Linked DNA regions of Mus musculus: all the other regions are linked to region 3. A link is a loop called in an ENCODE intact Hi-C map of the cell type or tissue named here. Cell type or tissue: left cerebral cortex. All regions are shown on one strand. Each heading gives the region's core, and the rest is flanking DNA. Links, peaks and the distances in the headings are about the cores only.

Region 1 (10,487 bases), core at 1,713-9,712, 160 kb after region 3:
CCCACATTCATAAAAGAAACTCCAGTAAAGCTCAAAGCATACAATGCACACCACAAAATAATAGTGGCAGACTTCAACACCCTATTCTCAGCAATGGACAGATCATGAAAACAGAAACTAAAGAGAGACACATTGAAACTCACAGAAGTTATAAACCAAATGGATCTAACAGATATTTATGGAACACTTCATCTTAAAGCAAAAGAATATACTTTCTTCTCAGCACCTCATGGTACCTTCTCCAAAATTGACAATATAATTGTCCACAAAATAGGCCTCAACAGATACAAGAAGATTGGAATAATTCTATGTACCCTATCAGATCACAACAGACAAAGGCTGGTCTTAATTTCCAGCAAAAACAATGGAAAACACACATACACGTGGAAAGTGAACAAAGGTCTACTCAATGATAACTTGGTCAAGGAAGAAATAAAGAAAGAAATTAGAGACTTTTTAGAATTTAATGAAAATGAAGACACATCATACCAAAACTTATAGGATACAATGAAAGTAGTGGTAAAAGGAAAACTCATAGCTCTAAGTGCCTCCAAAAAGAAACTGCAGAGAGCTTGCAATAGTAGCTTAACAGCACACCTGAAAGCTCTAGAACAAAAAGAAGCAAATATACCCAAAAGGAGTAGGGAGCCGGAGAAAATCAAACTCAGGGCTGAAATCAACCAAATAGAAACAAAAAGAAGTATACAAAGAATCAACAAAACCAAGAGCTGATTCTTTGAGAAAATCTACAAGATAGATAAACCCTTAGCCAGACTAACCAGAGACAGTATCCAAATTAATAAAATCAGAAATGAAAAGGGAGAGGTAACAACAGAAACTGTGGAAATTCAAAAAATCATCAGATCCTACTACAAAAGTTTATACTCAACTTAATTGGAAAATCTGGTGAAATGGACAGTTTTCTAGACATATGCAAGTTGCCAAAGTTAAAACAGGATCAGATATACTATTTAAACTGTCCCATGACTCTGAAAGAAATAGAAGCAGTCATTAATAGTCTCCAAACCAAAAAAAAAAAAAAAGCCCAGGATCAGATGGGTTTAGAGAATTCTATCAGGCCTTTAAAGAAGACCAATACTCTTCAAACTATTCAACAAAATAAAAACAAAAGGTATATTACCCAATTCATTCTATAAAGCCACAATTATACTTATACCTAAACCACACAAAAGCCAAATGAAGAAAGAGAACTTCAGACCAATCTCCCTTATGAACATTGATACAAAAATACTCAATGAAATTCTTGCCAACCGAATCCAAGAACACTTCAAAAATGATTATTCACCACAATCAAGTAGGCTTCATTCCAGTGATGCAGGGATGGTTTAATATACGGAAATACATCAATGTAATCCACTACATAAACAAACTCAAAGGGAAAAAAAAAACCTCATGATCATTTCATTAGATGCTGAAAAGGCACTTGCCAAAATTCAGCATCCCTTCATGTTAAAAGTCTTGAAAAGATCAGGAATTCAAGGCCCATACCAAAAGCAATATACAGCAAACCAGTAGCCAACATCAAACTAAATGGAGAGAAACTTGAGGCAATCCCACTAAAACTAGGGACTAAACAAGGCTGCCCACTTGCTCCCTATCTATTCAATATAGTACTTGAAGTCCTAGCTATAGCAATCAGACAACAAAAGGAGGTCAAAGGGATATAAATTGGAAAGGAAGAAGTCAAAATATCACAAATTGCAGATGATATGATCGTATACTTAAGTGACCCCAAAAATTCCACCAGAGAACTCCTAAAGCAGATAAACAACTTCAACAAAGCAGCTGGATATAAAATTAACTCAAACAATTCAGTGGCCTTCCTCTACACAAAGGATAAACAGGCTGAGAAAGAAATTAGGGAAATGGCACCCTTCACAATAGCCACAAATAATAATTATGTTCCTTAGTGTGACTCTAACCAAGCAAGTGAAAGATCTGTATGACAAGAACTTCAAGTCTCTGAAGAAAGAAATCAGAGATCTCAGAAGATGGAAAGATCTTCCATGCTCATGGATTGGCAGAATTAATAGAGTAAAAATGACCATTTTGCTAAAAGCAATTTACAGATTCAATGCAATTCTCATCAAAATTACAACTCAATTCTTCTTAGAGTTAGAAAGAGCAATTTGGAAATTCATTTCGAATAATAAAAAACCCAGGGAAAACTATTCTCAACAATAAAAGAACCTCTGGTGGAATCACCATCCCTGACCTCAAGCTGTACTACAGAGCAATAGTGATAAAAAAAAAAAAAAACAAATACTGCATGGTACTGGTACAACGATGGACAGGAAGATCAATGGAATAGAATTGAAGACCCAGAACTTAACCCACACACATATGGTCACAAACGAGCTAAACCCATCCAGTGGAAAAAAGACAGCATTTTTAACAAATGGTGCAGGTTCAACTGGAGGTCAGCATGTAGAAGAATGTGAACTGATCCATTCTTATCTCCTTGTACAAAGCTCAAGTCCAAGCGGATCAAGGGCCTCCATATAAAACCAGATACACTAAAACTTATAGAGGAGAAAGTGTGGAAGAACCTCAAACGTATGGACACAGGGGAAATTTTCCTGAACAGAACACCAATGGCTTGTGCTGTAAGATCAAGAATCGACAAATGGGACTTCATAAAATTGCAAAGCTTCTCTAAGGCAAAGGATACGGTCAGTAAGACAAAAAGGCAACCAACAGATTGGGGAAAGATCTTTACCAATCCTATACCTGATAGAGGGCTAATATTCAATATATACAAAACAGAAAACAAAAACAAACAAACAAACAACTCAAGAAGTTAGAGTCTAGAGAACCTCAACTGAGGAATATTGAATGGCCGAGAAGCAACTAAAGAAATGTTCAACATCCTTAGTCATCAGGGAAATGCAAATCAAAACAACCCTGAGATTCTACCTCACACCAGTGAGAATGACTAAAATCAAAACCTCAGGTGACAGCAGATGCTGGTGAGGATGTGGAGAAAGAAGAAACTCCTATTGCTGGTGGGAATGCAAGCTGGTACAATCCTCTGGCTCCAGCTGCATATGTAGGAGAGGATGGACTTATCAGGCATCAATGGAAGGAGAGGTCCTTGCTCCTATGAAGGCTCAATAGATGACCCAGTGTAGGGGAACTGAGGGCAGGGAGGTGGGAGAGGGTGGGTGGGTGGAGGAACACCTCATAGAAACAGGGGAAGGGAGGATGTGATAGGGTGTTTCCTGGAGGGAGGGATACCGGGGATAACATTTGAAATGTAAATAAAGAAAATATCCAATAATAATAATAAAAAGAACATGTATCAAGAGTTTAATTTAGCTGATTAATTAATGATATAATAGTAAGATGCTTAAAGTGGTCCAAAGAGCATTTGAGAAGCTAGGCATTAACAGATAATTTAGTAAATCAATGTTAGGATGCAATTACTGGGAGAGGAGCAAAATTGGTTAATGTCCAAAACAGCAGTGGACCACATCTTTTCAAATTATCAATATAGAAACACACACACACTCTCTTGCATGCATACACGCACTCATGCACTCATGCATGCACGCATGCACACCCAGTCCTTTACTAACTCTCTACATAATAAGTATTTTCAGTGTCTTGACACAAATCTGAAGTGGAAACTTAAGGGTTCTTTGGAAAGTCCGTTGTATTGGATGGTGTTTTGCTAGGGAAAACACATTAAGGAGTGTTTTCTTGAAATGGACATAGGTGAAAGGCTAAGACCATGTGATAAGGGATTCTTTGCTAACAACATGCATGTATTGGTCTGGCTTACATTGCATAGTTGAGCTGCATTTGTCAGTACTCCATAGAGAGAAACACCAAAAAACTTCTGGTGGTGTTCTGCGGTTTCTTACCCATTCTGCAGACTCGGGCTAATTGGCAGAGTGATGTCAGCTGAAACAGATGACTGTGTTGAGGCAAGACCCATGGAGTGATGTTTGGAGGGTGCAAAAAGGACTCCACAGATAGTGAATGAGACTGAGCTAGGCTTGCTTATATAGAGAGAGCTAGCTGTGCAATGCTTGTTGGTCTCATATGTCTTCGCTGATCTTCACTTGCTGAGAGAGGCACAAGGGAGAACTTCTCCTGTCATTCCTCCTGGTCCCTTTTGCTGACTCAAGCTGAGGCTGAGGCCTAGCTATCTGTGCTAGGTCGTGCCACTGTTGCAGGGTCGTCTTTGCTCTCCCACCTCTACTGAACTGGACCACTGGTGTTAGCGGTGAAATGTTTGTGTGTCGTGGATCAAGCTGTTGCTACTAATCTGTGAATTGGAACTGAACTGCCAATTTCCAAAGTTATACAAATCTCTCCATCAACTTTTCTGCACCAACCGAGTTCTAAAATTTTCGAGGTCACAGAAAAATTGATGTTGCAATGTCTTTGAAAGATGCCTGTCTCTTTTACCCATTTCTAAGATTGATATTTGTTCCAATGATGAATTAACATGAACTTAAGACAGTGTCTACAGCAATCACTGTTGATCATCACCAATACCACCTTGCTGTATCTTGAGATCTTTAATTATTAATTAAAAGCCATTTGCTCATTGAAGGAATGGAGACAAAATGAGGGAGGGAGAAGTTGACCACTTTCCTGTTTGTGTTAGTTTTTTGCTTTCTTTTTGAGACATGGTCTCATGCAGCCTAGCTTGGCTACCAAATTACTATGTAACAAAGAGTGAACTCTTGAGCCCCCTGCCTCCCCTCCTGATTGCTGAGATTACTTCTATGCATTTGCCACTGTACCCAGTTTTGTGGTGCTAGGACCAAACCGAGGGCTTCATGCCTCACAAAGTTCTACCAGTTGAGCCATGACCCTAGCCATTTTCTAATTCAGTCACATGTGTTATTGGACGTTGAGAAAAGAAATCACAGACCAGAGGCCTTTCTTGCAGAGGGCAGAGAAATATTTTTGAAGAAATGCTTCCCTTCTCTTTGATTCTGGAACATTATGGGCTTGGAGGTGGGAGTCAATAACTTCCGGGGACAACATTTGAAAGATCTTCAGCACTTGAGCCAAGATTGGGGCCAGTGCACTGGTGAGCTGGAGGCGGTGGGAGCAGGGGAGGGGAAGACTGGGAGCCGGGCCAGAGGCAAGCATGTGAGAAGACAGTGGAGGGAGGGTTGGGCCTGAGACCTGCAGGGTGAGCAGAGCGGGTGGAGGGGGGTGGGGGAGGGGCGGGTCGTGGGCGGGGCCTGAGGCGAGCTGCTGAGCCTGAGGCAGTGAAATTGGGGGAGCCTCTTAGCCTTTTGTGAGCCGCAGAACAAAATGTATTTGAAAGGAGCTCAAAGGGGACTGCTGAGTAAGTTTTTCCAGAGCAGAAGCTAAATGGAAATTAATTGTATGAGGCTCATTATTACGCACTTAGCACGTCCCTTTCACGTCCTTTCTTTAACGTTTTGTCCAATTATGTTGTTTAATAAATTTACAGCATATTACAACAATTCTCATGGCTTCTCTTGCAACCTTCAATCCCCCCAACTCCGTTTCCTCAAAAGGTCTTAGATTCTGCAGCTCTGGTTATTTTGCTACAATAATGTCAAGAACCCTTGTGGGTTGGCAAATCTCCTTTGTGTTTCAAGGTCTTTCCAAGGGATTATGAGCTTAAAATCTGTGTTTTCCAATTTTCATTATCAACATCAGTTGCAAGAAATAATCCTCAAGGAAGGTTGGCTAGAAGTTAACAGGCTACTTACCCCAACTGTTCTTTCCACACACTTTAGCAAAATAAACCACTAGGAATCTAATTAGAGTTTTGGACCTCCTCCCTAGACGACAATGCACATTTGTTCCCATGTGCATCGTGTGGTCTAGTGCTCACTGAGACACAAAGTTGCATCGGTAGGTTGACTGAAGTTATATAAAGAGCTGCTGTTTGGGTCTTGTTTGCTTAACCTTTTACTACAGAGAATTTCAAATACACCTAAGAATAAACAGAAGGTTCGGACAAGCTTCCATATGCAGAGAATCCAACCCCCTCTGCCACTGGTGTCCTGTCAGTTCTGTGTTCTTTCTAGCCCTATTGAGTCTGTGCTCAAACCAAGTTCAATAAATAATCATGAATCTGATACACATGAGATGTGTACATTTACATATGTGTATGTTTATATCAGACCTGTGTGTATACAAATATATTCATATATACAGGCATATGTTATTAGACAGCTAGGCAGCTTTCACCAAATGTTACATAAGAATTATAACACTGGGGCTGGAGAGATGGCTCAGTGGTTAAGAGCACTGGTTGCTCTTTCAAAGGTCCTGAATTCAATTCCCAGCAATCAAATGGTGGCTCACAACCATCTGCAATGTGATCTGACTAACACCCTCTTCTGGTGTGTCTGAAGACAACTACAGTGTACTCATATACATAAAATAAATCAATAAAAAATAGTACACAAAGCTTTAAAAAAAAGAATTATAACATTGTAATCCCTTGATAGTCAAAGTAGCCCTAGAAAAACCCTTTTATTTTCTATCTCTTCTACATTTGTTGATGATATTGCACACTCCAGACCATTCCACCCCTCCCAGGTTCTCTACTGGGGCCACCTACATGTCTAACCTACTTCTTTGGGACTATTCTATGAACTATTTGATCTTTACTAGTGAAGCTTCCTAAGGATAGTTTAAGTAACAGTTACAATTATTGCATTTCTTTGTCTTTATCTACTTACATGCATTTCTGGCACACTAGTTAATTTGGGACTGGACTCTGTCCAGCTCCAACATGGTCAGCAGGGCTCTGGCAGGCCTAGCCCTTCACCCCGTTCCCTCTGCCTTGCTACAAATTGTTAGATGACTTTCCTAAAGCTCTCTCCCAAGGTCTATTCTCTTATTTGGCCACTTCCTCCTCCAGAGGCTGACTACCAAGGTCCAGCCATCAAAGTCTTAAAGTTCAGCCCTCTTTGGCTCATCTAAATAGCATGCACAATGAAACACCTCATCCCGACATGAGATTTCCCCCTTTACCAGGCCATCTTTGTCCTCCTTTGGGACAAATACCCCTTCCTCCTATCCCTTGGTCCCTTTGCCTTATCCCTCATCCTCTATCTCTGTCCTTGCCTCTTATCCCTACCCTTTTGTCCTTGTTGAGCAAAGAAATCTCCTTTGTGGTTAGAACTTGGTCTTGGGGGGTCCTGGGCTGATACCAATCCCTTCCAATTAACATACGCCCTGTTACTTCACTGAGCTGTTGAGCTAATTCCTGGACTTGCCTCTTGTGTCTTCTGGGTCATCTCTGAACAACTGTGTGGCGGGGTATGATGAGGTCATTCAAACATGCTGCTTCTTCCTTCCTCTCCTGTCTTCCCACAGCTCAGCCTCACCGCTCACATCATCAAGCAGAAATTTCAAAGTGCTCTTTTTTTTTTCCATTAGATATTTTATTTACATTTCAAATGTTGTCCCCTTTCCTGGTTTCTCCTCTGAAACCCTCCTATCCCCTACCCCTACCCCCTGCTCACCAACCCACCCACTCTTGCTCCCCTGCCCTGGCATTCCCCTACACTGGGGCATTGAGCCTTCACAGGGCCGAGGGCCTCTCCTCCCACTGATGTGCAACAAGGCCGTCCTCTGCTACACATGTTGGTGGAGCTCTTAAAGGCGCTCCATACAGGGAAGATTGAGCTAAGGCCTGCAGGTTATCCTCTGACCTCCACGTGTGCACACTGCCGCAAGCACATGCACACAAACCCAGGCACTAAATAAATGAATATTTTAAAACTAAAAAAAAAAATCCTCTGTGTTTTGCTTCTGAATGTTTATATTTACATTTTAACACAAATGTCCATGTCTCATGGTTCAGGCCTCTAAACGCAGCTAGTCAAATGTCTAAAGCCTGGGGATTATAGGTTTTGCCTAGACTACAGAAGGAGCTCAAAGAAAGCCGTGGTAACATAGCAAGATCCTACATTAACATTAAAATGGGGGTGGGTGCCGCTATAGCCATGACAGAGCACTGGCCTAGAATGTGGGAGACTTCTGGTTCTATCGCCCAGTGCACGAATGAATGGATGGACGGATAGATAAAATTTTTCAGAATTCTCTCTCTCTCCTGTCTTTAACTTCTCCATTCTGCTTCTTTTCCTATTAAGAACAGAAATAAAGAAAAGACAACCAATTTCATTTCCACCTTAGTTTTAGCTGAAACTGCCATGAAAAGGAAGGTTTAAACAATAAACATTTCTCACGGCTCTGGCAATCGAGTTCAGGATGCCAGCAGACTCGAGCGCTTAGAGGACCTTTACTCCCATGTTTGCAAAAGAAGAAGAAACTGTATTTCGTGGTCAAATGGCTCAGGCAGAAGGATTGCTGTGGTTTACGATCAGCTTGGACTCCATAGTGAGTTCCAGTCTGGCTTGGGCTACACAGCAAGACCTTGTCTCAAAACAGAGGTTGGGGGAGACTCTGGGAGCTATTGTGTGAAGAAAGGGTTCATACTACCTTACTCTCATACTCTCCAGAGATTCTGTCTGTTGGCATCAGGACCTCAGAAACCAGTGACATCACATAGGCAACTGTGCGACCTACATACTTGTTGCCAAGATAACGGCTACCATATTCCCAGAATCCATTGGACTCACCTCCCATCTTTACCTGTGACCACGTCACCATCCATATATATAAGAGGAATTCTCTCTCTCTCTCTCTCTCTCTCTCTCCCTCTCCCTCTCCCTCTCCCTCTCCCTCTCCCTCTCTCTCTCTTTTCCCCCTTCTCTTTCTGCCACCACCTTCCTTGCCCCTCTCTCTCCCAATAAACCTCTTAACATGTAGAACTGCTTTGGCCTGGTTTGTTGTGTTCAGACGTGAGCCGCTATTCTAACACATCACTGCCTCCTTTATCATCACACTGGGGCTATCCAGTGTGTAAAAGTACACATTTTGGTACCTGACTCCCCTTTCCTTTCCATAATCAAAGGCCTCAAGATGACAAACAATTCTCACCACATCTGTCACCTCATCTCCAGGATAATCATCCATCAATTCCCAAAGGGACATCCACAATGCTGCCGGACCTCAGCAGGTCTCAGACCATGCCTGCTTGTGCTTCAGGCTGTGAGGTCCTATAGTATAACTACTCCCCTCTCTGTATACACTGCTCTCTTTCAGTTTTGCCAGTTCTAGACTTTAGACTGTCATTCTTTCTTGGCCTGTGCCCACTTCTAAAGGACTTATCACTAATTGTTATAATTTATTAACTCTTCTGTCTAATCTCCATGTTAGGGCTTAGCACAGTAGAGGGATTCAATGTATATTTGTTGAATAGATATGGTAAGGTATAATGCTTTAAGTAGCAGTCATCTATCCTTGGGTCTCCTTGCCCACAGTTCCTCTATCCCTGCAAAACCACTAGTGTTATTACACATAAAATCTGAACAAAAACAACCTCTGAGCAGTTCAAAATATAATGGTTCCTATATATAGCAGAACAAGGCTCAAAATCCCAGAGCTAAGAAATTTCTACACGCCAGCCGGTAAACATTTTAAAATATGTTTACCATTCTTAACTACCAGAGAAATGCAAATTAAAACTACCCTGAGATTCTATCTCACCGTCAGAATGGCTGCCAGGACGAAAGCCAATGTGAGGAGAGAGGAACGCGTATTAACCTTTGCTGAGAAGAAATGTGGTGCAGCCGTTGAAGGTGCAAGAATACGGAGATTAGAGGATTCTCAAAATGTAAAAATAGAAGTGCTAGATAAGCCACCCAGACTACTCCTAGACACACACACTCAAGGAGCTCTATATCTTAGTCCAGAGAGACATGTGTATCCATGGTTTCTGCTGCTCCATTCACAATAGTAAGATGTAGTAGGAAACTATAAAATCCCAGCCCAGAGTTTCTACCCCACCTTGGGTTATTGAGTTCCTGGAAGAAAGACACACTCACAGCCTTTATTTTCACAATACGCTTTGAGTAGCACAATAGCTGGGCAGCTGTCTACCCTCCATGCTTTTAGAATCTACTCTCCTCAAGATAACCTTGAATTGTTACTTACTATGTTGCATCTGGGCTGCTTTAGCTGCAGTTGAGCAGCCCACATGGCCACGTTTTTATTGCTCAGCTATCTCATGGCTGCTTCTCCTTCTCCTCTCCACAGAACCAGCCCGCACATCCCTCGGCAGAGGAATAGATAAGGAGAATGTGGTACAGGGCACAATATTATTTGGCTGTAAAAAGTATATGAAATTTGCAAGGAAAGTGGAGGAATCGGGAAATAATCATTCCGAATTAGGTAAGCAGGCTCAGAAAGACAAATGCTGCCCATCCCCTCTCACGTGCGGGTCCTAGCTTCTAATTTGTATGCGGCAGTGAGTGTACGTCAGAAAACCACAAACAAGCCTATCAGAGGAGGCTGGACGAGAGAAGGCTGAGAAGGCTGTACATGGGATACGAAAGTGGGAAACAGAAAGCTGGGAGGAGAGAGAGAGAGGTGGAGATGGTACTGCA
Region 2 (10,487 bases), core at 1,501-9,500, 170 kb after region 3:
CAGAAAATTAAAACTGAAAGCAAAACCATTTGTAATTCTGGTATACTTTAAAGAAAACAGCAGGAAGCACAGAATTGAGCCCACTGGCAAACTTGATCCACTCAAATAGTCTGATATTAGTCCTTTGAATAAAGCAAGCAGGTTTTCACACAGCTATTATCTGGGCTGAGTGGCCCATCTTCCTCATCCCACAACACATCTGCTGCTTCATGGAAGCACACCAGTGAAAATCACCAACAGTAGACCAATTTGCAAATTGCTCCCTAGCTATCTCATCTAAAATTGCAAGCAGCCATCCCCTACACTAGGACGTACATGTGCGTGTGGGCGTGTGCGTGTGGGCGTGTGTGTGTGTGTGTGTGTGTGTGTGTGTGTGTGTGTGTGTATGTGTGTGTGTGTGTAAGAGTAAGACAGAGCTGGAAATAGAGATTGCTCTTTATTTACTCTGCAACTATTGATCCATCTGTCCAAAATGCTTACCTCGATAGACATTCCAAAGCACACCACTACTCCCTTTCCTAAAAACTGGTGTTCAGTATATGAAAAAGCAGAACTCAGCAGCAAAGAGAATGTATTGGTTAAATGGGAGGTAGGAGTAATCCCTTGGGCACTTCGAAGGGAGCCATGTCACATGCTTCTGCTCCAGTTTCCTTCAACCCCTTCTTCCTTCTTCGCTCTCCTTCCTCTCTTCTTCCTCCTTCTCCCTCAAACTTTTCAGCTCCACCCTCTCTTCCACTGCCCAATCACTGGCTCTAGCCTTTATTTTTTACAAGTTAAAATGGGCAGAAGGTTCACATGAAGTCACCTGAGTACAGGGTTCACTCCTTAGTGCCAGGAAGCCCCTCTTAGGGAAGTGGAATTAGCCTCAAAATGCAAACAGCACCAGGGCAATCCACAAGAAGAATACACATTGCTTTTGTCACCTGTAGGGAAAAGGTAACATTTTGGTGGTGCCTTTTGACATTCTGGGCTTTTCTGACTTATTCCTTTAGGCTTATTTTCTTAAAAAAATAAAATAAAATAAAATCATAAGTATTCCTTTTATGTGTTAGAACAAGTGAAAGAACTCAAGTTTCATAAGCTGATGTGGAGCATCCCACATCCAGTCTCCATTAGTACTACTGTTGGCACCGTCATGTCAGCATCATTAGCATGTTAGTGCAGCCTTATTTCTGGCATCAGTACAGTGGTGTTACTTCTGGGTCTGCTAGGCTCTCCAATGCCTCATATCTAAGAAATAGAGCTCAGATCATGTGCTTCCAGGTCAGGTAAGCTTTCAATACCACATACATAAAACCTAGAGCTCAAACGGAAGTAATCTGCCCTTGCCTTGACCTTTCAATGTTTCCATCTCCCTGGCTTCCTTCGGCTTCTTTTCTCCATGTTTGGGGGCCACTGTTTTTAAATTTATAACTGAAAGGATAATAAAAAGTCAGACATTTTTGTTTTCTTTTACCAAAAGGTAAAACTTACCATATATATATTCTCCTCTTTTTCCCCCCTTCACTTTTTTCCTCTTCAAAAGGAATGGTTTCTCAGCATGCAGGGAGTTCAATTCTCAACCTGACAGAGGAGGAGGAGGGAGAATACAGGAGAGGGGAGGAGTTAAAAGAAGCATCATTATTTCATTACTTCCGTGGTTTTGAGAGGTGCTTTGTGCAGGAAACTGCAAGATATCCCAAGGTCAAGTTCTCAGCACAAGGAGATTTATTTGTTCCAGAAGGACAAAGGGCCAGAAATAAGATACAAAAACAGGAGACAGAATGAGGGGAAATAGGAAGAGAAGGGAAAGGGGGCAAAGGACAGCCTCCAGAGAGAGAGGTGGCAGACAATTTATAAAGGTAAAAGCAGAAACTCCACGTTAGGATCAGGTGTTTAATTTTAATTGGTCATGTTAATTAGAGGAGTCAAAGGGGGGGCTTTTAATTGCCAAACTCAAGTATTGGCACACTTTGATAGTTGAACCTTGAAAAGAGGAAGTGGCTGTACTGGCTAGTTTTGTGTCAACTTGACACAGCTGGAGTTATCACAGAGAAAGGAGCTTCAGTTGAGGAAATGCCTTCATGAGATCCAGCTCTAAGGCATTTTCTCAATTAGTGATCAAGGAGGAAAGGCCCCTTGTGGGTGGGACCATCTCTGGGCTGGTAGTCTTGGTTCTATAAGACAGCAGGCTGAGCAAGCCAGGTGAAGCAAGCCAGTAAAGAACATCCCTCCATGGCCTCTGCATCAGCTCCTGCTTCCTGACCTGCTTGAGTTCCAGTCCTGACTTCCTTGGTGATGAACAGCAGTATGGAAGTGTAAGCTGAATAAACCCTTTCCTCCCCAACTTGCTTCTTGGTCATGATGTTTGTGCAGGAATAGAAACCCTGACTAAGACAGTGGCCAAACAAGGGGATAGACCTTGGTAATCAGCTCAAGGAATGTAATCTAAGAGTTTTTAGCAAGGCAGAGGGAATAGGAGAGAAGGGCAAGGCCAGCCAGAGCCATGTTTGACATGTGCAGGCTAACTAGAGCCCCTGAGTCTGTCGCATTAGTATATATCAATGAAGTCATGTTGTCAAAGTATCTGAGGTGGACTAGCATTACTATCCCCACCCACACCACCACTGCTCTCTTTAGCTTCTTTCTTTCTTTCTTTCTTTCTTTCTTTCTTTCTTTCTTTCTTTCTTCCTTCCTTCCTTCCTTCCTTTCTTTCTTTCTTTCTTTCTTTCTTTTTTTCCTTTCTTTTGCCGTTTGCAATTTTTTATGAATTAATTAATATCTAGCTATATATATATATATACATACATATATATATATATTGAGCGGGTAAACCAAACAGCAGACCAGGCCAAGGTGGTTCCACGTGAGAGAGGTTTATTGTGCAGAAGTAGAGAGGCGGCGAAGCGGGTAGAAGGGCAGAGAAGAGGGAAAAGAGAGAAAGAGGGGAGAGAGGAGAAAGAGAGAAAGAGAGAGAGAGAGGAGGGGGTGATCTCCTAATTTACACAGAAAATTACGTTACACCAGTGAGGGTGGGAAGTGAGCCAAGTGGATTGTGGAATTGAGGGCCGTTGGCCTGGCAACGCAGGTCAAGGGTCACATAGTTAGGTCAGGGCTAGGAGTGTCCTGGTACTAATGACACCTAGGGTGCTGTTTTATTTTTGATGCACAGCTGCCATGCATTATCTTTAAATGCAGAGTCCCTAGAAGAGAGAAATGACTTCCTTCTTTAATTACTGTGGATGCAGACATCTGTAGGCTTTCCATGTTCTACAAAGAAAAACAAAACAAAACAAACAAACAAACAAAAGAATCCTGGGTCAAACATTTTTCCATGTTTCTTCCTGATGGCAAATCCTCATGATAAATGGTAGGGAGAGCGACTATTCCCTGGTTTCTTCAGCCACCCTCCACTTACTGTCGCTGGCTCTCTGCCAGGTTTGTGCTTCCCAACCCTGGAGAACAGTTGAGTCCCTGCCTCCTCCTAGCTGTCCTCAATTCCCTGCTGTCTTGTCCCTTGCTGTTGTGACTCCATGTATCCTTTATCCAAGACTGAGTTCTCCTGAAGTCTTCTTACCCCTATTTTCACTTTCCTGGTTCCTGATATGATAAAATCTCTGGGTCTGAGACTTCCTCTGGAGGCTTGAATTCCCAGCATGCACCTGTGGCAAGTGAACCTCAGCCATCCTCCAGATTCTCAGTCCCACTTTAGAAAGGAATTACGTTCGATGATTGGGAGAGGGTAATCCTTCTGGAATGTTCTTTGCATATAAATGCATCAGTCACCTTTTGGAAATCTCATTCATAAGTATAAACATTTTATTCATATTGTCCTCTACAGCATATCTTGCTTAACATATTTTCTCTGCTTTGTATTTTAAAATAATTGTGTCTACCTTATTCCTCTGTTACTGCTATTGTTGTTTTAATTTTTAGACTTATTTATTAATTGAAGCTGTATGACTGTTTTGCCTGTATGCATATATGTGCATCATGTATAGGTGCCCTAAGAGGTCAGAAGGGGTCATCAGAACCCCTAGAATTGGAATTAATGGGTGGTTGTGAGCCACCATGAACACACAGATCCTTTGCAAAAGCAACAAGTGATCTAAACAGCTGAGCCATCTCTCCAGACCCTTGGTTTTGATTTATAAGATGGGGTCACATGTAATCCAGGGTAACCTCAAGCTATCCATGTAGCTGAAGATGACCTTGAACTCGTGGATTCCTTGCCTTCATCTGCCAAGTGCTAGAATGCCTGATCATTTTATTCTTATTTGAGTTATAACTGATGTTATACTTGTAATGAAACATTTGGGTTTTGGTGGTGTTACCTTCATAAACTATGATGTAGTGAACACCTTTGTACTTATAATTTTGTAGAATCACACAAATATAATTGTCGATAACAGTGAAGTGGAGCTAATTTCAGGGCTAACATTACCAGTGTATTCATCACCAGAGATTTCACCAAACTGTGCTACCAAAGTGTGGCCTCAAGTTAGATCCCTGCCTAAAGGATTTGAGTGCTCTGGCTTCTCACATCTTTCTACACCCTTAACTCTCAGATCTTCCCCAACGGGTCTTATAAATCACTTCATTGTTGTTTCTACCTGTTTTATTTCCTAGCATCAGTATCCCATGGTCAACCCTGACTTCACTTAATAACAACTTACTCTCAAGGTGTCAGCTACCCACAGTAACTCACACATTTGAAAACAGTAAATGGGAAGATGACTCATGAATGACAAATAACTTATTATAGTATAGTTACTCAATTGTGTTAGGTAGTTTTAGTCTCTTGCTGTGAATAACTTAAAGAATACAATTTGTCCTTCGGGGATAGATAGATAGATAGATAGATAGATAGATAGATAGATAGATAGATAGACAGACAGACAGATAGATGTGTATATCTATACACTTTCATATTCATATGGATTATGTAGCATCCCACCATTTTCAGGTTCCACTAAGGATCGTGGACAAGGGTGCAGAGACTGTACTAGTGACTAATGAGTGACTTGAGGATGAGTAGGGTTGAATGAGATAGCTACACTAGGACCTCGGGAAATGTGTCACACTCAAGGGCAGGGACATATGGACCCTCCTCTGAATCTTCACATCTTGGCACACCATCCCGCACCTCTCCAGTCACCATTTTTACTCACACAGCTGACCTCCAGAACAGCAGCAGAGTCCCCTTCTCTTCTAGATGGAAATGAAGCAGAGACCTTGCCACTGTCACATTTCCCAAACTTAAAGAATGGGAGGGTCCCTGAACTCTCCTAAGCAACTCCCTAGGGCAAGCCCAAGGAAACACTGAAAATAGCTCCCCGAAACACGCCTCACTCAGAAACTGCAACCAAAAGCCCTCATCCTCTCTACACTCCTTTCTCCCCACCTTCCTTTCAGAGTGAGACTTTCTCCACCCTGGTCAGAGATGACAGGCATCTAATCCAGTCAAGCCATCTTGCCGTGACTAGTTTGTTGAACAAACAGGACTCGAGATGTTATCCAAATACAGCTTTGCTTTTATTTCTCTGATCCGTTATACTTCATTCTGTGTTGGGAATCTGTGCCAGGATGAAATTCTTACAGCCCCTTAGATTTGGGGCTTTCTCTTTTGAGTTACGGGTTCCCAAAGTACCTTCTGTAACACATGACTTCCTGCTCCCATCCTTAGGAATGCCTGGTCCCATGATGGTTAAATACACCCAACCTAGTGCCCAGCATGCTCCAGACCCACAGTTGAGGTGCTGCAACTGTGGGTGGAGAGTGGAGAATGAAGTGCAACCTTTCAACACTGTTATCTCCACTATATATATCCTCCACTCTTCACCCTGTTAGTTGGGAGAGACACAGGGACTGTGGCTGGGGATGCTCTTAGGTGCTGATATTGTTCAGTCTTCAAAATTCTATAGAAGAGGAGGAGGAAGGGGAGGAGGGGAGGTAGAGGAGAAAGAAAAATGGGAGGGGGAGAGAAAAGAAAAGAAGAAAAAGAACAGAAAAAAGAGGAAGATTAAAGTGTTCTTTAGATCTGGGTTCCCACAAGCCTCCCCCTTGACCTAGAATAGATGGATTTCTGATCCAAATGGTCCCCAAATATCCTTCCCAGCTCTCCCACCTTCCAGCCATAACCACCCACTGCATCCCACTGACAGTCTAGATTAGCTTCTATCCTCTGGGGAACAGTTGTGAACCTTGGGCTGTAGGCTGGTCCCCACACTCTGCCTACCCAGAGCCAGTCTGAAGTTTATCTTCCTTCAGGTCTCCCTGGTGATACTCTGGCTCCTTCTGTGCTCCTCTCTGGCTACCTCTGTGGCCTAAGCATCAGTCTCCTGTGTCCCACTGTATCCTAAGTAGTGGAATTAGAGACCCAGCCTACCCATGTGGTCCTCAGGAGGCTTCCACCACGATGAGCTTGAACTGAGGGGGGGGGGGGCAGAAAAGATTATCAAAGCTAGGTATCAGTTAAAGCAAGAATAAACGGATGATGCAGCCCAGGGTACACTGGTATTTGAAACAAATCACAAGAGCAGGAAGACAGCATGGTCTTTTGCCGCTTCTGTCCCCCCGAAGCAAGCCATAGATGAAGACTGTGACCTTCAAATGGTGATCATAAGATACTCATCTGAGAGATACCCTGCTACACACCATCAGAAAGGAAAGGAGTACTGCAGGCTCTCAAGACTCAGAGGCCAGAGAAGAATTTGAATAGGAGGGCTGAGTTCCTCCAGTTAGGACCACCAGGAAGCCTGTTGCTTTCTCCAAGCTTAATATTCATGCAAGTTCCTCCATTCCTTTGCCTCTTCATTACAAACTGGATCCTTCCTCAATAGGCTAGACCCTTCTGCTGGCACGTACTAAAAAAGACTTACTTAAAATTGTGAACCTATCTGTTGTAACCCAGAATTATCCCTTAGGAGCCTAAGAGAAACTCCTAAGGCCTCTGTATCTGGAGCTCTGGGAGGACAGAATCCTATCCTTCATACTTTCCAGCTAGCAAACACAGCTGGCTTCATCTTGTTTACAGTAACCAGCTTTGCACATCTGACTTCTCTCTCTCTCTCTCTCTCCCTCTCTCTCTCTCTCTCTCTCTCTCTCTCTCTCTCTCTTTTGTTCCCCGTATCTTGCCCCCTTTAGGATGCCCACATTAAAAATTCTTGAATTTCTGTAATGTAAGGTATTTCACAGACCATTTCCTGGTAGGTACCTTAAGTTTGACCTAAGAATGACCTAGACCTGTGTGGAATTGAAAGCCTGACAATCACAGAACCGTAGATTGAGGACAGGAAGTTACATGAGCTAAGATTAAGAGTGCAGGGAGCTGACCTCGAATTCACAACATTAAGATAGCAAAATGCAACTCTACCTAATCAAGTCAAAACATCAGCAGCATTAACTAGCCCCCAAAGACCTTGAACTTTTCACTCGCCAATCAGAAGGGCTACTTAAGGTTGCTCTCAGTATCCCTGTCCATAGACCTTCATTAAGCCTGCTCCTTTTTTGCAAAAACCCCTTGATATCGCATCAAATTCTGTGTTATGGGCAGCATGTCCTTGCTCAGAATCGCTGAGTCACATGAAACCTTTAAAATGAATCTGTGTACCCTTCTCCTGTCACATTGCATCATATCTGCTCATCCCTGAACATAGCTGGAGCGGGTATTTTGTTGTTGCTGTGACCTGAGACCTGACAAAAAAGGCAACTTAAAGAAGGCCGTATTCTGGCTTATAGCTGGAGGGACAGTTTTCTGACTGGCCAGGCTTGGTGGTGCAGGCCTCGACTTGTAACACTTTCCACATCCTATTCCCTAATGGTCCCTGAGCCTTAGATGGGTGGTATAAATGCTTCCTTTAGGGCTGAGCCCTCAGCCATCATTTATTCTTAGCCCCTTGAGCTGGACTAAATGTATTTTGCATTACGCTATGTTTAGGCATGGCCCCCATAGATTCATGTGTTTGGACAAGCCTATGGGGGCCACGGAGTGGAATGTGATGGGAGTGGCCCTGTTGGAGTGGGTGTGTCACTGTGGGTATGGGCTTTAAGACCCTCACCCTAGCTGCCTGGAAGCCAGTATTCTGTTAGCAGCCTTCAGATGAAGATGTAGAACTCTCCTGCCTGAACACTGCAAGAGCAAGAATGTTGTGCACCACAGAGCCATCTCTCCAGCCCGAGGCATAGCTTTTTAATAAAGTTTAAAGTCCCAGGCATGGGTTTCTGCTCATGGCACAGGCTCCCAATCCCATCAGAGGAGACTTAGCGACTTCCAAAATGGCCGTGCTGCTCTGTGGGCTTAACCTTGCTTTTGTGTTTTCGTTTGGCTTGTTGGGACCATGCTCGTCAGTCTTTAAAAGAATAATGCTGCATGCAAGCCATTGACCAATGCTGTACATTCATGGGAGGGGGGCCACTAGTCACATCCTCACATCAGAGGTCTTCTCCAGGCTAAAGTTTTGGTTCAGTCTGTCTCAGGTATCTCCGTGGTTTAAGCCTTGCCTTGTTCTACATCTACTGACATCCCATTATTTAAGACAAGTCTCTGGTCAAGTCTTGTATCAACAGGACAGAGGAATTTACTATGAAATTACACAGAAAAGGCTGTCTGTGGAAGTCACAAGGAAAAGAACAGTTAGAGATGAAGAACTGGGAACAGGGATACAGGCTGTCACAGGACGAGCATCCTCACTCAAACTGCTTCCCTTTAGATAGGGGCCCGATAGTCCACTATGGTAAGAAACAAACCATATAGAGTTTCCTTAGTGTAAGCATAATATTCTGAATGCACCAAGAACTTCTAACTTCTCTTTCAAAGCCTAAATTCCACACACTCAGTGTTGGAGGTGACATACATGTCCTCTTCCTTCTGTCCTGCTTCTTTCATCCGAACGCTTCACTGGACATCTCAGAGCGCTCACCCACCATACAGCCCCTCCACAGAGCGCTCACCCACGATACAGCCCCTCCACCAACCTCATCTCTTCGTTTCCATATGCCATTTAATTCAGAAGCTACCCTGCAAGTTTTACTAGAGCCTATAGGGAAGGTTCTTCCTCATTTTATTTTTATCTAAAATCTTTCTATCTGCCACTCAGAAAAAAATAATATTTTTCTATATTAAAATTCTTCTATATTTCTAACATCTCTATTATTATCAGAAAATTAGACTTTTTCATTTGGTAGATAATATATATTTTAAGTGTTTTTATAAAGTTGAACAAGAAGTAGCCCTATTGTTATAATTACATAGTAATAATAATAATAATAATAATAATAACATATTCAGTAGAATTTAGAGATCTTAGAATTTAGAGATCTCAGTCTCTAAGTCTGCTCTCCCAATCAGTTAACCAAGAAAATTTCTGAAATTATGACTTTATAGGAACTGTTACAATTGATCTATCACCACTCTTTAGTGTAATAAATGTTTTGGTTTTCATCACACAAATTATAAAGGTAGTTTCATTTCCCATTTCTATCCAGGAAGCAGATAATGTGTGCAGAGTCCTAGTGCGCTGGTGCTCTTGCAGGCTACATTACTTCTGGACAGGGTAGAAATGAAGAGCATTGTCTCTTATGCTGCCAGGGAAACCATACTTAATATACCTTCCCTATTGGGGCTTGGGTGACCTTATTTAGAGAGTATTTTGAAAATATATGGAGCTATTAATTGTCATAATACCCAGAGTCTGCTGCTGTATTTACTGTCTTTAGATCAGGAACAGAGGCTTCCTAAAGTGCACACAATCTTTCCTACAGTGTATACAACCATACTTATCATACACAGAAGCATCAAATCCAAAGCGCCCACTGGGCCCTGTGTTGAAATGCTTAGAAATAATTTGTAGTTTGATATTTAATTGAAAATACTAAAACCAGCTTTATCCAGCTTTCTTTTTTTATATTCATGTATTTCATATGTTTTGCCTGCCTGTATGCATGTGTATATATATATATATATATATATATATATATATATATATATATATATATATATGCCATGTGTGTGACTGGTGCCCTCAGAGACAAGAGATGGAGTCTCATCCCCTGTATCTCTAGAATAGAATTACAGAGGGTTGTGAGCCATTGTATGGGCCCTGGGAAATCCTCTGCAAGAGTAACAAGTGATCTTGACTTCTGAGCCACCTTTCCAGACAAATCTCAGCCAGTTTAAAGCAGAGCCAGAACTCAGTAGCTACCCGGAGGGCCCAGATGATTAGGCTGGAAAGCCAAGAAAAAGAAGAGGGCTCCATTACATTGCCAGCTACTCTTGTACCTATACCAAGACCCTATACCACTATCAGTGGTATATCAGACTTAACCAAGCTACATACGTAGGTAGGGGTGGTGTGATTACAGGTCTATGTGGGTATGTGTGTATGCACATAAAGAGGCATATGTATGTATATGCATTTGCATGAGGAGGTCTGTTGATGTCAGATGCCTTCCTCAATAACTGTGCATTATATGAGAAAATCCACAGTGGACCTGGGTCTCACTGATTA
Region 3 (10,487 bases), core at 1,046-9,045:
CCAAAGACAAAAGTTAGTTTAAAGGAGACAATTGACCTAAATATGAAAACTATAACTATGATGTTTCTATAAGAAGATAGAAGAATACATGATCTTAAGATAAATTGTGTCGTTCATGTATGCATAGATGGGTGTGTTCAAGTTCATGTACATGTGGAGGCTGGACAACCTCAGATGGTCTTCTCCCATTGGCTATAACTTACTGGCTCCTCTTTTCTCTCTTGTCTCTGTCTCTCTCTGTCTCTGTCTGTCTGTCTGTCTGTCTCCTCAGCACTGGGAACACCACTGTTTTCCACCCACTACCCTTACATGTCTATAAAATAAGTACTTAATTGGATGAACCGTCGGATGTCCCCAAGAATATCTTTCCAAATTTGGATTTGATAAGTTATTATTAAATAAGTCACCATAGGAACTTAAATAGGATTTAAAAAATTATTTTTAACTGTGTATAGGTGTGTATGTCTACATGTGGGTGTGTATATGTGAGTGTAGGTGTCTGAGTGGGACAGAGGTGTCAGATCCTCCGGAGCTAGAGGTCCAGATGGGTGCTGGGAACTGAACTCAGGTCCTCTAGAGGACTGGCAAGGGCTCTTAAACACTGAACCATCTCTCCACTTCCCAGAAAAAAAATAATGGTCTTCTAGCATTCTTTTAATTCTTAAAAATTTTAAAATTGTGTGTGTGTGCACACGTGTGTGCATTAGTACATATACATGCCATAGATAAGTAGAGTATATGTGGAGGTCATGCCATAGATATGTGGAATATATGTGGAGGTTAGGAGGCAGCTAATGGGAGCCAGGGCACATGGATCCCAGGAATCAAACTCACATCATCAGGCCTAATGGTGTGTATTTTTACCTACTGGCTTATCTGGGTAGCCATAATATTTCATATTTTTAACAGGATGCTATAGATCTTGATGCCAGGACTCTAAGCGAGGATGTGGGTGTTATCCTACCTTTACATGCCACAGCTGTGATTTAGCAATAAGCAATCTCATTCTTCAGTTTTCTATTGTCTGAGCTCTCTGTTTCCTTTCAAGGGCAAACTGTCTTGTCTTTCGCTGATCCCATTTCTTTCTTACAACAACACACTCATTGCTTCAAATATTCGGCCTTGACCTTCTTATGATTCCAGATGTTCCTTTGGCATATTTTCTGTCTTCCAGAATACACTGTCTTCTAGAAAATGTATTTTTAATTTCAACTTTACTTAATTGTTAGCATGTGTGGATTGTGTACATGAGTGCTTCTAGGCACACATGTGACTTTATCCAACATCCAGTTCCACTGTCTGAATGAGTCTGCTGTTGTTATGTTATAAACTCAAGATTTGAACAGCTTGCAGTAAACATTTCTTTTCATCTTCACAGGTCTATATGTAGCAGGGCTTAGTTGATTTACAATTGGCTTGACTTTGCTAAGTAAAATCTATTTCTGGTCTGATTCAATTTTTTTTTACACATATTTTCTTCTCCCATCCTTTATGAAGGAGTTCCAGACACCTGCAATATGCTCCTCTTGTGAAAATTAAAAAGCTAGTTGAAAGCTTTTATTATCATGTGTGTTGACATTTCAATGACCACATAATATTATAAGGTCCACTCAAATGTCAATCAATCACAGCAGTCTAATCCACCCACTATGGCAACAGATGCAGGTGTATTTCCACAGCAACAATGTAGTACAGGGTAGGAAACCTAGGCATAGTTATCTAATCCACATTCTCTAAATAAAAGAAACAATTCAAATGGAAAGATGCTAAACTATTAGCAACAAAATCAGAAATGAGGGCAGAAGTAACCACTGACAGTACTAACCGAGAACATTGCATCATAAAGAGTGGAAACATTAGTCAATGTGACACAGGAAAATAGCTTTGTCAGGCTCCTTGAGTAGAAAGAACTCAAAATGGTGGCAAAATGAGCTAAATTAGACTTGGTCATAGTCAGTGACAAAGCAGGCCACATTAGCATGGGAATCTTTGAAACTAGAGTCCTACTTACTGATTATTAAAGTAATTTAGATACTAACCATCCTCCTTTCCCAGATTTAAAATTTCTTAAATTCCCATGGTCACTTTGTGGAGTAGTGAGCAGAAAGGCACCCCTGTGAATTCTGAGGCCTCTAAGCAGCTGTCATGCTGTCAAATTACAAGGCAAAAGGCTCTCCTATCTGTGTCCTGTTTCTGAGATGTGTAAGGTGTTGACCTGAGTCTTTCAGACTCAAGCTCGGGAAATGAGGTGTAGGAAAGGAAGCTAAATCTGGAGATGTCGCCATCCTGGGACAGTATTTGCCGTCCTGGGATAGTTTCGCCGTCCTGGGACAGTATTCTGCTGCAGCAGACCACCTTGAGTTTCTTCTCCAAAGCTGTTTGTTTTGTTCTGAGATAACACAAGTAACTTCGCCTGAAAGAAACTGAAGAGACAAGCACATTGATCAGACTACGTCACACCGGGGACTCGTTTACATCAGTTATCTGCAACTCCAGGGCTCTCTGGGTTTGAAAGGCCATTGAGACAAAGTGAAAGGAACACAGGAGCCACACTGTTGTACATCGTTATTATGTCTCTGTACTTTACAATAAGTTTCTCTTTCCTAAGCACAATGTATCCTGCAAATTGTGTTTTTCAGCTTATGCGGAACCTGTAACCCCACGATGTATGGGGTTACAAATTATACACATTTTATATATGTAACACCACACCTTTGCCTTACTAAACTCCTGAACACCTGTGATGATTCCCCATCCACAGGACGTATTCTCATGCTTGTCTACCTGACAATCAGCCTTGAGCTCTTAGTCTTCCACTCTTCTGTCTAAGTGCTAATAACCAACTATCTCAACAGCCATTTTCTATTAGCCCTAACTCACAAAAAGCCAGTAAGGGGATGCTCTTTGAAACCCCGACAAAGGGAGAAGCAGTCATTCTAGCCAGTCCCTTGTGCACTTCTAAATATAGCTTGCTTTGATCGGCCAGTCATGGAAATGGCTTTTCTCATATCTAACAGTGAGGCTATGCAGATGAACTCCTTTTAGAACAGTATTTGCAGGGTTAGGGTTTGATGCCTGGATGGTGTTTGTCAGCTCTGTAGAAATCTGCTGGGACAGACAAAAACTAGGGACAGAGGTAAAATTAAGGAGCTTAGGCGGAATCTTTATTTGCTACTTCAGGTCTGTCTTTCCCCCTCCCCCCAGCATATCTGGAAGACAAAATGTGGGGAGATGTTTTGTGTACTCTGTATTCTGTACCCAGAGATTTGATTGTGGCTCAGACTTCTTTTTTACTGTCGTTATTATGAAGCAGCTCCTAATTCGGTATTTTGTAAAACATTGTTCTCCATCACCTGATTGGTCAAATAAAGAATTGAACAGCCTATAACTGTGCAGGAGAGCAGAAGATGAGACATTCATACCCAGAGAAAAGGAGAGGGTCTCAGGTGGAAACCATAGAAATCTCAATCAGGGAGTCACCATTGGATATGAATGAAGGAGGTGCCTGGCACAACTACAATGGCGGGTAATGGGCCATGTGGCTGGAAAACTGGCCAGGCCAATATCGCGAGCTTAGATAAGCTTGGAATCTGCCCAGCTATAAAGCCTCCATCTTGTTAATAAATATAAAGCTCTCCATGTCATTATTTCAGAGCAAGTCGGGCATAGAAAAACCCCTGTTTTTCAACAAAGAGAATACAAACCCAACTGGAGGCAAAGAGGTCCAGTTGACCTGTGGCAGATAGATGCAAGCTGCAACTCCCTGGAGCTCACATGACACCTTTAGAGTTGATGCAAGATAAAGGTTTTAGAACCATGAGCTTACTATTGTCTATAATCTGCATTGAAATTCTCATTGTAGAAAAATCAGTTAAGTGTCCCTGACATCTTAGGCAGACACATGCCTTTGGATCATAGCAGCAAGGAAGCCTGGGCAGTTACTAACATGATGCACACATGAACATCCATCAGTAGTAAGAGAGATTTCCTGGAGGAAAGAGAACCAAGGGGAAAAGAACCCAAAAGATGGTTCTGGAAGAAACTCATGAACACTCTTCCCTCTGCCCAAGGACTAGATAGATAGAGATTGGACAGAAATGCTTTCAGCACAAGAAGCGCTTTTAAGTCTACCTTTAGAAAGCAACCAAGAACTGCAATTTTTTGAGCCTGTGACTATGATAATTTTTAAAGGAAGTTTAGTAGCCAATGCTTTATCAAAGCCAGACTAAAAGCTTAACAGAACTCCTTTGATTAATACCTACAAACTCTGAACTTTTGCAGTCTTACCATTATGTATGTCTGTCTCATTTTTTTCACATATGTTAAATCACTCCCTCAGAACCTCACAATTCACACACCTTAAATCACTTCCTCAGACCTTTAATTTTTTTACTTTTCCTTTTTTCTGGAAATATTCAGTCATTTACCACGAGACACAGAGACACAGGTGCTTGATTACTGAGAGCAGCCATCAGAAAGCTTTTTTTCCCCATTTTTTTTTAAAATAAAGAAATAGTAAAGGCAGGTTTTAAAATAACAATACTACTGTAGTCTGAGTTTCTTCTTTCATTGAACCTAGTTATGTAAGTTTACTGAGTTACCTCCATCTTCAGGAAGCCTGTCTGAAAGGTAGACCTGTCTGTGGGTTTGTCTTTCTCAGTGGGAGACTGAGTAGCTCTAAGAACAGTGAAGTGCACAGTACCTCAGATTAGAAGCCTTTAGAGGGCACTATGGATTTTGATTTGTACCCACAGGTAAGTAGATGTCAATGGGTAGCCATATGTCCTTTTGCCAGAGTCAAGGGAAGATAATGGAAGTGAATCCTTTTGACGTACAGAAACCTGTCTCACAGGATTCGGAGAAATGCTATTTATAGGTTTTTATCTCACTACCAGAAATCTTTCTACAGCACCAGTCTGAACAGAGCCTAGACTAATTTCTGGATATATGCACTGCCTTCCAGAATTTGGGGACCTAACAAATACACTTTTTAAATTTTAATCCTTCTTTTCATTTTTAATTTTCATTAATTAATTAATTTTTTAAACAAGCTCTTGAAAGAAAATTAAATTCAAGGTCCATGACTCATGCGGCTTGCTAGTTAGGAGGGCTTTTTGGGCCAAAGGCAAAGAACAAAGGCTGTTGCTGTTAAGTCATTCCAGGAACTGGCTAGCCATAAAGATAGGAGAAGACCTGCAAAGACATCCAGACAATCACAGCAGGGATGTCCGGACTACCGGACTATCTCAGCTGAGTCATAAGCCCCTGCCCCTCAGAATTGCTGTTACCTTACTCTGCACGTACAGTTTGCTGATGTTTAAACTGTCCAATTGTGTGAACCCACACCAATTCTTCCCCTACCCCCACTCTTTTCCTATATAAACCCCTAACTTTTGAGCCTCGTGGTCGACTCCTCTGTCTCCTGTGTGAGATACGTGTTGGCCTGGAGCTCCGTCATTAAACTACCTCATGTGTTTGCATCAAGGCGGTCTCTCGTGATTCCCTGGGTGTGCATGCCATCTCGGGACTTGTGAGTGGAGGTCTCCCCACTGAGGTCTTTTACTCTCTTACTGAGATCTGAGGCCAACCAACTGGGCTAGACTCTAATTAGCAAGCCCCAGGGCTGGCCACCATTCCCAGATATTTTAGGCAAGTGATCGGGATTAAGACTTGTGTAGCTAAACACTTTGCTAACTGAGTTTATGTACATACCCCCCCCCCCCCACACACACACTGTTTCTTGAAGATATCTTGGATGACTAAGTGATTGAGCTGGGCAGTAATGAGATTCTAGGCGTTAGAAGGCACTAACGAATTTGATGTTTCTCATACGGGCACACCTAGATGCCTTTGCACTAAAGCAATGCTTCTTACTCATTTGAATGAATCATCACTGCAGTGCCTCTGCCCTTCCCACTTGTTTTTGTTCATTTCTAGAGTCTGAAAACTAGGGTGGGAAACAGCTAGGAGTTCTCCTACCAGCAGCAGCACTAGCTTGTGAACAACAATGACTTGCTCCAGCCACATAGGCAAGCCTCCACCTCCATGACTCCCCGAATTGTTGGCAGCAGGCACAGCCAGTCTGACTCACAGTTTTCTTCATTCAGTTCCCCTTCACATTGTTGAAACCTAGAAACCTGTCTCGTTCTTTTCAAGCAAGTAGGTGCTATATTTAGAGGGCATTTGAGAATAGACATCATCATTGTAAATCACGAGTGTAGTTTGCCTCTGGTGTCTCCTTAACGGCAGTAGGGCTATTTTTGAGACCTGCACAAGGGATTTTGACATTGCATGAGAACACAGTAAGTGGAAGGAAATGTAAAAGATAGGACAAGCCGGTAACTGCATAGGGCCGATCATAAAAATCTCTCCAGAGACCCATGCTGCAGGACCTGGCTGAGTAGGAGGAAAAGCAGCCAAGTTCTGGATGCTGCAATTCTGTGGTACTATCTCACCTTTATTCACAGCAAACATCACAGCCTAATCAGTACACTTCACTGAAACCAAACAAGACTATTCCTCAGCATATGTCGTCTCCATTTCACTACAATAGAAGGCACACCAAACTTTAAAATGCTTTAAATTAAATGTGCAAGTCCTTTCAGTATCTTTAAAGGTAAGTGTCGACTTGTGGGGGGTTGATTAGGAATGGCTCCCATAGGCTCCCATATTGAATTCTTGGTTATTAGGGAGTGGAGCTACTTGATGGGAGCTTGGAGGCATGACCTCACTGGTGGAAGTGTGTCACTGGGGGGTGGGGTGGCATTTTAAATGCTCAAACCAGGCCCAGTGTCTCTCTTTTCTTGCTTCCTGTGGATCCAGATGTAGAACTATCAGCTACCTTTCCAGTCTGCCTGCATGCCGCCATGCTTCCCACCATGACTTTAGTGGACTAAACCTCTGAAACTGTAAACACACTCCAGTTAAATGTTTTCTCAGGAGTATAATATAGCTGAATTGTATTGTAGACATACACACACACACACACACACACACACACACACACAAACATGCACACACACACCATAAATATACATGTATATAAGTTTTTGATGATCCCCAGATTGATTTTCATAATTCTTAAATTATTTTACAGTGCCATCAGCAGTATAGAAGTGATCCCTTTTGTCTATATCTTTTCTGGGTTTGTTATTTATTTTCTCTATGACGTTATGAGGGTGTTTTTATTTCTGTGAAGTCTAAGCACTCCCCATTCAAAAGATTTAGAAGTGAACAGAGCCATGTCTATATGAAGCCAAATATTAACCACAGTACTGATATTTGTTTTACTACTCTGTGTTTTTTAAATTATGTACTTGTTATGTTTCTAAGGTATTGATTGAACTAGAAAAGCCTTTTCATTCTAATTTAAATTTTTAAATTGATTTAGACATGTAATTTTTCTCTATGGTTTTAGAGCTTTATTGTATAAAGACACAGAGAAAGAGAGAAGGTAGAAAGAGAGAGGCTGAGTCATCTATAGGATGGAACACAGGACCCTCAGTGGAGGAGCTAGAGAAAGTACTCAAGGAACTGAAGGGGTCTGCAACCCTATAGGTGGAACAAAAATATGAACTAACCAGTACCCCCCAGAGCTCGTGTCTCTAGCTGCATATGTAGCAGAAGATGGCCTAGTCGGCCATCATTGGGAAGAGAGGCCCCTAGGTCTTGCAAACTTTATGCCCCCGTACAGGGGAATGCCAGGGCCAAGAAGTAGGAGTGGGTGGGTAGGGTAGCGGACGGGGGGGGGTGGTGGGGAGGGAATAAGGAACTTTTGGGAAAGCATTTGAAATGTAAATAAAGAAAATATCTATTAAAAAATAAAATAAAAGAAAAAAGAAAGAAAGAAAGAGAGAGAGAGAGAGAGAGAGAGAGAGAGACCGGCCATGGCCACGTGGAGAGAGTGGGGAAGGGAAAGAGAGAAGGAGGGCTAGAGACGAGGGTAAGAAAGGTAAAAGCTTAAAGAGTAGACATGTAATTTTAAAGTCAAAATTTAAGTTTACACTTCCAGTATAGTTAACAATATTTGTTTTTCTAATTTAAGTACTTATATTTCAAAGTACCAAGTTTTCTTAGTTAAGCCATAAACTTTGATACATTTTTAAAATAAATTCCATATGTATGTATATAAATGTATACATATAAAATTTATAAAATGTATAACATTTATAAATGAATAGAAAGTGTTTTATGACATTCCACTGTGTTCTCAAATGAGCCCAAACACCAGCTAAATCTATTGTATTTCCTAATCTAAATTCCTTACAGAGGAATTTCCTCTTGCCCTAATTTACTATGAGCTATTCTTATGCTTTCTATCATGGGATTTGACTTTTGACTAAGTTCTCTTTAAGAGAGCTATGATTGGTCACAGCCAGGGGCATGGAAAACTCTCTCACTCTCTCTCTCTCTCTCTCTCTCTCTCTCTCTCTCTCTCTCTCTCTCTCTCTGTGTGTGTGTGTGTGTGTGTGTGTGTGTGTGTGTGATTCTCCCTGAAGAAAGGTGAACAGAGGCTGCTAATTCTCAGCAGCAGAACCAAGCTCAGTGACTCCCAGGCAGAAGAGCATTGGCCTGAAAGACTCCCCTCGCTGTCAGCGCAGGGCAGTGAGTCCAATGCCCACACATCTATGCTTTCCTGCATTGAGTGTCTTGCTTCCCCAGGTCTATGTACAAAGTAGCCCTGGAAGGGATGCTTCCATAAGAGAAGATAAGCAAAGAAGGGACTGAAAACCTAGAGATGGGACAGGAAATAAAGATCTGTTGTTAGAATCAGAGTGTGGACAGTGATGCCTGCTGTGAGGAAAAGTCTGGACTCACTCATTATCACTCCCTAATCTATTTCCACTTTTTTCTTTTTAAGTTGTTTCTCTTCTTAAAATATAATTACATCATTCCCCACTTCTGTTTCCTCTTTGCAATTCCTCCTACATTGCCTTCTCTATCCATGCTCTTTTTTCTGTTATTCTCTCTCTCTCTCTCTCTCTCTCTCTCTCTCTCTCTCTCTCTCTCTCTGTCCCCCCTCCTTCTCTGTCTCCCTCTTCCTATCCCTCTCACTCTCACACACTCACAAACACACACACATGATTGGCTTATGGTTTGTAAACCATTTAGTTGATTCTGAGAGGTTGGAAAGGAAATAGAGAAAGACTATCTTCTTAAAACTTTCAATTTGGAAAAATATGTTTGTCTTCTTTAGGGTTTTCATTGCTGTGAAGAGATATCATGATTATGGCAACTCTTATAAAAGGAAACATTTAATTGGCTTACAGCTTCAGAGGTTTAGTTCATTGCCATCATGATGAGAAGCATAGCATCTTTCAGGCCGACATGGTGCTGAAGAAAGATGAGTTGAACATCTTGATCTGAGACAGAAGAAGGGGATTGTGTGCCACACTGAGTGTAGCTTGAGCATCCTCAGAGCCCACCTCCAACAAGGCCATACCTCCTAATAGTGCCACTCTCTATGGGCCAAGTATTCAAAAACATGAGTCTTTGGGGACCATGCCTATTCAAACCACCACAATGTCATATACCTGAACAGAGCCATTTACATATGAACAGTGTGTGTGTGTGTGTGTGTGTGTGTGTGTGTGTGTGTGATAGCAGTAAGGCTGACACAGAAAAGGGTTAATGTCTAGACATACATAGCTTGTACTTTAAAAAGTATGGAGTATGAAGAGAAGCTGAAATATAAAGGAGGAAATAATTGTGGGTGGTATTATATACACATCCCATAACTAAATCAGAATTTAAATTATACTACACAATAAAAACTAAAGTAGAACTAGATGAAGATTCATGGGACATGCAGAATAGATTATACCCAAATGCAGAGAGATGAACAAGAGACAGAATGGATCTCCATCATTCAGGATGATGGAATTTTATGTAAATGAGTTCCAGCTCCCAGCACACGGACACTCTGATGAATGCCGACCACTGTTACACTTTGAGGATTCCTTCTGCTTGTTAAGTGCTGTCATTTCTACAGAGCCTACCATCGGGTCTCCTTGATCCTCCGTACACTTTCAGCCTGCTGGAATCTTCAGGTGTGTTAACTAGGGAATGACAATACAGCAAGCAATATGATTTCTCTTTAATGCCTTCATTTTGCTCAGGCTCTATGATAAGCATTCCCCTTTATCTTCACAGCCGGGGAAGGAAGCCTTATTTGGCTTCTTTGTATAAAGGAGGAAACAGAGAAATTTGTTCCTGTTGCTTTAAGTTCCTGTCAAATATCGTAACGGACTCCTCTACGCTGGCTAGCTCTTTATATCTTTGCTTCACTCTGTTTTTCCACAATCTAGCTCCTCTTTATTTAAAAGTGCTGACCATAGCCTCTGTTGGCATTGGTTTTGGTTTTTCTCTTCTTCTTGGGTACCATGTTTCCTTGAGACTCTTTGTTTCCTGGACGTCCAGGATGATGCCCTGTCTCATCACTTCCCCGATACTACCGTCTCAGGTCTTTTATTGAATCTAGCTCATTC

Evidence for each region. Hi-C counts contacts between places; a loop is a spot of excess contacts. Peaks named below come from ENCODE experiments on the same cell type or tissue, not always from the same donor. Only the 100,000 strongest peaks of a DNase experiment are listed, where the experiment ranks them.
Region 1: it touches region 3 in a loop (2.0-fold over the local background); 3 of 42 quality-filtered maps call a loop at or near these places.
Region 2: it touches region 3 in a loop (2.5-fold over the local background); 3 of 42 quality-filtered maps call a loop at or near these places.

What each region holds. Positions count from the first base shown.
Region 1 is chr10:25,135,221-25,145,707 of GRCm38, forward strand. It overlaps Gm36313 (a long non-coding RNA gene), which reads right to left. Exons shown (of 4, transcript XR_380207.3): 3 at 10,036-10,487. Among named protein-coding and RNA genes, the nearest start is that of Gm36313, 14 kb to the right of the region's middle. In left cerebral cortex, for the core only: no CTCF peak of the experiment used is centred there; DNase peaks (open chromatin) are centred at 5,122 and 9,622; H3K27ac peaks cover 1,248 bases.
Region 2 is chr10:25,151,360-25,161,846 of GRCm38, forward strand. It overlaps Gm36313 (a long non-coding RNA gene), which reads right to left and starts at 2,781. Exons shown (of 4, transcript XR_380207.3): 1 at 1-2,781. In left cerebral cortex, for the core only: no CTCF peak of the experiment used is centred there; a DNase peak (open chromatin) is centred at 6,152.
Region 3 is chr10:24,978,994-24,989,480 of GRCm38, forward strand. No RefSeq gene overlaps it. Among named protein-coding and RNA genes, the nearest start is that of Gm47715, 16 kb to the right of the region's middle. In left cerebral cortex, for the core only: no CTCF peak of the experiment used is centred there; DNase peaks (open chromatin) are centred at 5,527, 6,037 and 8,794; H3K27ac peaks cover 965 bases.